Linked DNA regions of Homo sapiens: region 2 is linked to region 1. The links are chromatin contacts, found by Hi-C or POLR2A ChIA-PET in ENCODE. All regions are on one chromosome and are shown on one strand. The core of a region is the stretch at or near the end of the contact, and the rest is flanking DNA. Distances in the headings are between cores, read along the strand shown. Region 1 holds the start of PROX1 (prospero homeobox 1). Region 2 overlaps PROX1-AS1 (PROX1 antisense RNA 1).

The links. A loop is a pair of places that touch in the nucleus more often than their neighbours do. ChIA-PET counts read pairs that join two places held with the same protein, here RNA polymerase II (POLR2A). Pooled maps may share reads with other maps.
Region 2: a map of thyroid gland shows a loop between it and region 1 (3-fold over the local background). The contact joins the enhancer-like site here to the promoter of PROX1 in region 1. A Hi-C loop is called at or near these places in 6 of 168 maps with a recorded cell type or tissue (HCT116, cardiac septum, heart right ventricle and 3 more) and 2 of 50 pooled maps. POLR2A ChIA-PET finds 5 or more read pairs at or near these places in 7 of 52 experiments (A673, BJ, H1 and 4 more).

The regions. Positions count from the first base shown.
Region 1 is chr1:213,986,585-213,989,284 of GRCh38, forward strand. PROX1 (prospero homeobox 1) reads left to right here and starts at 1,389. Exons shown (of 5, transcript NM_001270616.2): 1 at 1,389-1,899. RefSeq lists enhancers at 1,766-2,269, 2,270-2,700.
Region 2 is chr1:213,933,449-213,936,148 of GRCh38, forward strand. The region is part of intron 2 of PROX1-AS1 (PROX1 antisense RNA 1); the gene reads right to left. Among named protein-coding and RNA genes, the nearest start is that of LINC00538, 10 kb to the left of the region's middle. Within about 2 kb of position 1,368, at least 3 of the 41 ENCODE cell types and tissues checked have a DNase peak (open chromatin) inside an H3K27ac peak, as active enhancers do; they include thyroid gland, where a contact is called at or near this core.

The DNA of each region.
Region 1 (2,700 bases), core at 139-2,638:
TGTTGTCACGACACAGCATGATTCAACCTTTGATCTGATTAAATTTGAGGGACACACGAAGACTACTTGTCCTCCTCCTACTTACAAAAATGAGTGTCTAATAGACTATGTATGAATGTTTCTGCTTCGCAGCTCTTGCAAGTCCCAGCTTTTATAGGATCTTTAGGTCATAAACGCGGCTGCTTTATTAAAAGCCGTTTACTGTGCCCGGTGAAAGGGACGTTCTAGCTGCGGCTGAGGCTCGCTTGCATTTGTAACTTGCAAAGCCCAAGGAGATCTTTAAGAGCCACATTATCTAAAGAAATTTTGCTGGTTATTTTTCAAGCAAGAAATGTCAAACCAAAGTAAATTTTCTAGGGCTTTATTTTAGAGCCTGCGATTTATGCGTTTGAAATTTCTTGCCTAATAAACTTTAAAGTTTGTTGCCCAGGCGTCAAAACTGTGTAAATCCTGTATTGAACAGCTATCTTTGGTCTTTCTGGGGCGAGTGAATTAGTGAAGGGTAATCGCCAGATGTTTGCAACATATATATTTTTAAAGGCTGCTTTACCTACAATCCAACTAATGTCAGAGGTAACCAAGGGTAAATATTCCTCTTCCTGATAATTTGGACTGGAGATAAACTGGGACTCAGCCAATGTTGATCTTCGTCTAATAACAGATGCAGCGGACCCGATGTGAAACCTCTGGCACCTATTATTTTAATACCAAACCTACCTGTATTTTATTGTCCACCTCCCCTTTAAAAGGAACCAAGGGTGACACGTATCCTTGACACTACCTATGATCGTTTAAAAAGTGGAATGATTTGCAGATCCCCCCCTCCCTCCTCCTATGCCACCCCCACCCCTAAAACCCCCACTTTTTCTCCCGTATACTTTTCCGTGCCTTCCTCCACCCAAGTCGGAGGAGCGCTCACTCGCTCGGCCACTCGGCGAACTCGATCAGCTGTATCTGGGAAATGAAAAAAGAAAAAGAAAAAAAAAAAAAAAGACCTGCGTCCTGGAAGAGCTAGTGTGAGCCGGGCGCCGCTCGCGCCGTCTCCCGCTTTGCATAGTGCCCGCAGATGGCTCGCTCCGGCCCAGGCGCGGCGATCCAGTCGTCCCGAAGCTGTGGCAGGGTGGGGGTGGGGGTGGGGGCCGGGGATGGAGGCCGGGGAGGGGGAGCGCAGGGCCCCTCTCCCCTCCTCTCTTCCCAGCCCCTCACCCCCACCCCTTTTATATTTTTTTTTCCTCCCAAGTTCTCTTGCCTTGCTATCCCCCCTTGAATCCGAAGGCGCCTCGCGATTGGGTGCTGGGGCCGGGTACGTCAGATAGACTGTGACGTGCAGTCTTCCTGTTTCCTTCAGCTGTGTCTTAAAGTAAATCTTGTTGTGGAGCGGAGCCCTCAGCTGAGGGAGCGCTCTGAAATAATACACCATTGCAGCCGGGGAAAGCAGAGCGGCGCAAAAGAGCTCTCGCCGGGTCCGCCTGCTCCCTCTCCGCTTCGCTCCTCTTCTCTTCTTTACCCTTCTCCTCTCTCCTCCTCTGCTGCTCTCTCCTCTCCTCCCGCTCTTCTCTCTCCTCCTCTCCTGCTCTCTCCTCTTCCCTTAGCTCCTCTTCTTTTCTTCTCCTCTTCTTCCCTCTCCTCGCCTCTCCCCTGCTCCTCTTCTCTCGTCTCCCCTCCCCTCCCGCCTCTCTCTCCCCTCTCCCTCTCCCACTCGCCCCGCTCGCTCGCTCGCTGTCGCACAGACTCACCGTCCCTTGTCCAATTATCATATTCATCACCCGCAAGATATCACCGTGTGTGCACTCGCGTGTTTTCCTCTCTCTGCCGGGGGAAAAAAAAGAGAGAGAGAGAGATAGAGAGAGAGAGAGAGAGAGAGAGAGAGAGGCTCGGTCCCACTGCTCCCTGCACCGCGTAAGTATCTTCTTCTTCCCCTCGTGAGTCCCTCCCCTTTTCCAGAATCACTTGCACTGTCTTGTTCTTGAATGAGAAAGGAAGAAAAGAGCCTCCCATTACTCAGACCCGTGTAAACATTATTCCCCCCAGGAGAAAATGGTGTTATTCAAATGAATCATAATAAAATAGCCTCTAAACAGTTTCTAAGCGGGAGCCTCCGTGGAACTCAGCGCTCCGCTCCTCCCAGTTCCTAAGAGTAAGTGATCCTCTTGGCTTTTATTTCTTTCTCTTTCCTGCTGGTGGCTGGGGGTGGCGGTGGCGATGGGGGGGAGGCTGATGTTGCTGGACTTGTCGCTGATCTTGTCACCTTTTGTGTACTGTTTCTGGGGTGTGAGGAGGCGTTTGCTCCCTTTCCTTCTTTCTCCTGCTCTCTCTTCTCAGGAGAGAGGACCGCGAGAGGGACCGGGTCGCTTTTTTGTTCGTGGAGATCCCCGCTTTCCGCCAAACCCCATCCTTCCGATCTCCCCAGGCTAAAACTCCGGGGCCGGTCCCCTTGTCCTTTCTCTTTGTCTTGTTTATTATAGCTGCCTTTCTTCCCGGCTCTTCCAATTTGCTTGTCATTTGCATACCTTTCACTTCTCCTTTTTTAACCCCAGCAGAGGACCGGGAACTGGGAGGAGGAGAGAGGGAGGTGGGGGGGCGCTCTGTTACTTTCGTCTCAAAACGCTGTCGAAGCCGAATTGTGGAAATCCGGCTTGGAGGGGAGCGGTGATGGGTCCCGGGAAACGCGCGCGGCGCCCCTCTTCCGAGCTCCTGGAC
Region 2 (2,700 bases), core at 118-2,617, 53 kb before region 1:
AGGAAAGATGTTAGCAGGGAGATTAATACTGAATGGGTCGAAATGAATGGCGCTTACTAAAACGAGGTCCAGATACTTTGGCTGCAGTGAAACATAAATAATGGGAATGACACATCGTTTATTCGGGATAATGAGTTGATCCAGAGTAGAGGCCTAGGACAAGAGATTAAAGATTAAATATCCATCTCCTGATGAATATCAGTAGCCAACTTTAACCTTTTCCTTCCAAAAGTACAATTTTACTTGAACCATTCTATGTGCTTATGCCACAGTACAGAAATAGGATCCTCAGAAAACAACAAATGCCACTTGAATCATTTTCTTACCCTGGTGGAAAATATTGTCTCACGTTTTATGATAGGAAGGGGAATTTTATTTCTAGGCTATAAACCTCTAGATAGTGATTTTTAAAAATAGATTCCTCCCCCCACCCCATATTCTGCATTTGAGAAATCTTGTTTAGGGACTCTTCTCGCATCTCCTCATTAACATCCATTCAACAATAAAGTTTTTCAAAAGAAAAACAAAAGTGAGACTGGCACAACCCAACACAGATTTCACATCACCAGTGAGCTCTATAGAATGATAAAACGAGACAAGCATTCAAAATCTTCTCATCCAAACTCGTCATCCCATCGGTGAGGAAACTGAGGCCCGTGGCCAGGATGTGTCCCAGCCAGAGTCCCACAGCTAGTTAGAAACGGAGCTGGGACTAGTACCCGAGGCCTTCTGGCTTCAGGCCCCGACTCTTCCCACTGCACCCTGCTGCCTCTTTATCCCCTCAAGTTGGAAATAATGACCAAAGCAGCTTGCTGGAAGAGCCAGCACCCCACATGCTAAATTAAAGCCCTGAATTCATGAAAAACTTAGACTATTGGAAGCACTGAATACATAAGAGCTGGAAACGGAAAAGGGGGATGGGAGAAGCTGGAGCAGCAGGGAAAAATAGAAGAAGAGGATGCAAAAGGAACAGACAGCAATCACAGATGCCCGCGATGCCAGACCACAGGCCCCGCCACCTGGGTGTGATTTTAGAGCAGTCTATTGGTGGCCCTTCCCTCTCAAGGGGCGAGAAGACCCATGGCAAGAAGGAATTTTGTCATTTGCCCATTTCTTGGAACTAAGTAGCTGCCCACTGTCAACAAGCCAAGACCAAGAGAGTGGTCTGTGGCTCGTAGATACCAGTGGAGTGGGAGAACAACAAGATTCAAATGTGGCGTTAAAAAATAAAAGAAAGAAAAAACAAACAGAAAAACCCAGGCTACCAACCAGGCAGGAGCAGGAAACCATCACAGGTTAATTCCACAGCCACTCACCTACAGAGAGCAAGGTCAGAATTTGGCTGGCATCCCGTGTGATATCAGTTTGGTGGTTTCAGTCTATGCTCCAGGGAACATTTGTCTCGGTGCCAAACCAACAAGCATGCATGGTTGGCAGGCTGTCCACTGGAGGCCAGGGATGAGGAGCTGTGGAAGTGTATCTATTTTCACTTTGCAAGTATTTGCATGCCAACACCTCGGCCATTGTGGCTCTTTGGAGAAAGAGGGGAATTTATGCTAGAGAGCGAGGCTGTGTTCAGACAACTTACTCCACATTGGGGTGCTGGAGCTAGCAGTTCCATTCCCTCTATCCTCTTGCTTTGGTGAGTATTCTGAAGTTTATCACTTTGTCAGAGGTGAAAATAATTGAGCTACTTCCTAGATAAGAAAGGTATTACTGGGACCACCTGCCAGACCTTCTTAGCAGGTGAGAATTCTTTTTGTGGTTGCCATGTGTATCACAGATTTCCACTTAGATGGGGTAATCAAGAGAAAAAAAGACAAGATATTCACAAGATGTGCAAGTGCCATTTAGGAAAAGGAAGGATGTGTTCAGTAGAAAGCATTTAAGAGGGGTTCTGAAAGGAGGCCAGCATTCATTCAGATCTTTATTTGAGCAGTGAGCATGCTCAACCATAAAGACCCAGAAAGAAACACCACCACCTAGCCTCCCTATATTAAAAGAGTTCCCAAAGGGAGTACCCACTAGTAAGCAGATACACTAATATTTTTTCCAAGAGAGATGAAAAAATTTGATGCAAGTAATTATGGAAACAAGAAGAGAGTAGCTATGGGTGGAAAAGAGAAGAAGGTGGTAGAAGGACTTCCCAAAAGAAGCATCATGCTTTCATTGAATCATTTCATGATGTCCAGCCCTAGTTGAGGTGATGGTTAGCAGCAAAGAGCAGCAAACAACATGGTGCTGTGCTAGGGATGATGTCAGGTTAGAGTCAGAAGGATGATGCTATGTAGACCTTGAACCTATCTGCAAAGAACTTCCAGTTCAACACTCTCGGTACTTAGAAACACAACCCACATTTCCCAGGTGTCACCAATATTCCCTTGTGGATGGGGTCTGTTAGTAGATCTGACCATGGAAAGACTGTAGTCTACAAAGAGAGGTAATTGCATCTTTACTTCTCCAGAGAAAATTTAGTGATTTGAAAAAGCAAAGATGGCTGCCCTCAAATTAATCCCTGATGGACCAATGGTAAGTTGAGCTTGGGAATTTCTCCCAACCTGACATTTAAAAATGTCTATCTACTAGCAAGTAGCTATTGAGGCTTTATAGAAACTCCCTAAATTGCCTCTTTTCCCTCCTATTATCAAATTCTCAGCAAATTACATGATCATTTTCATAGCTTCCAAATGACGTGTCTAT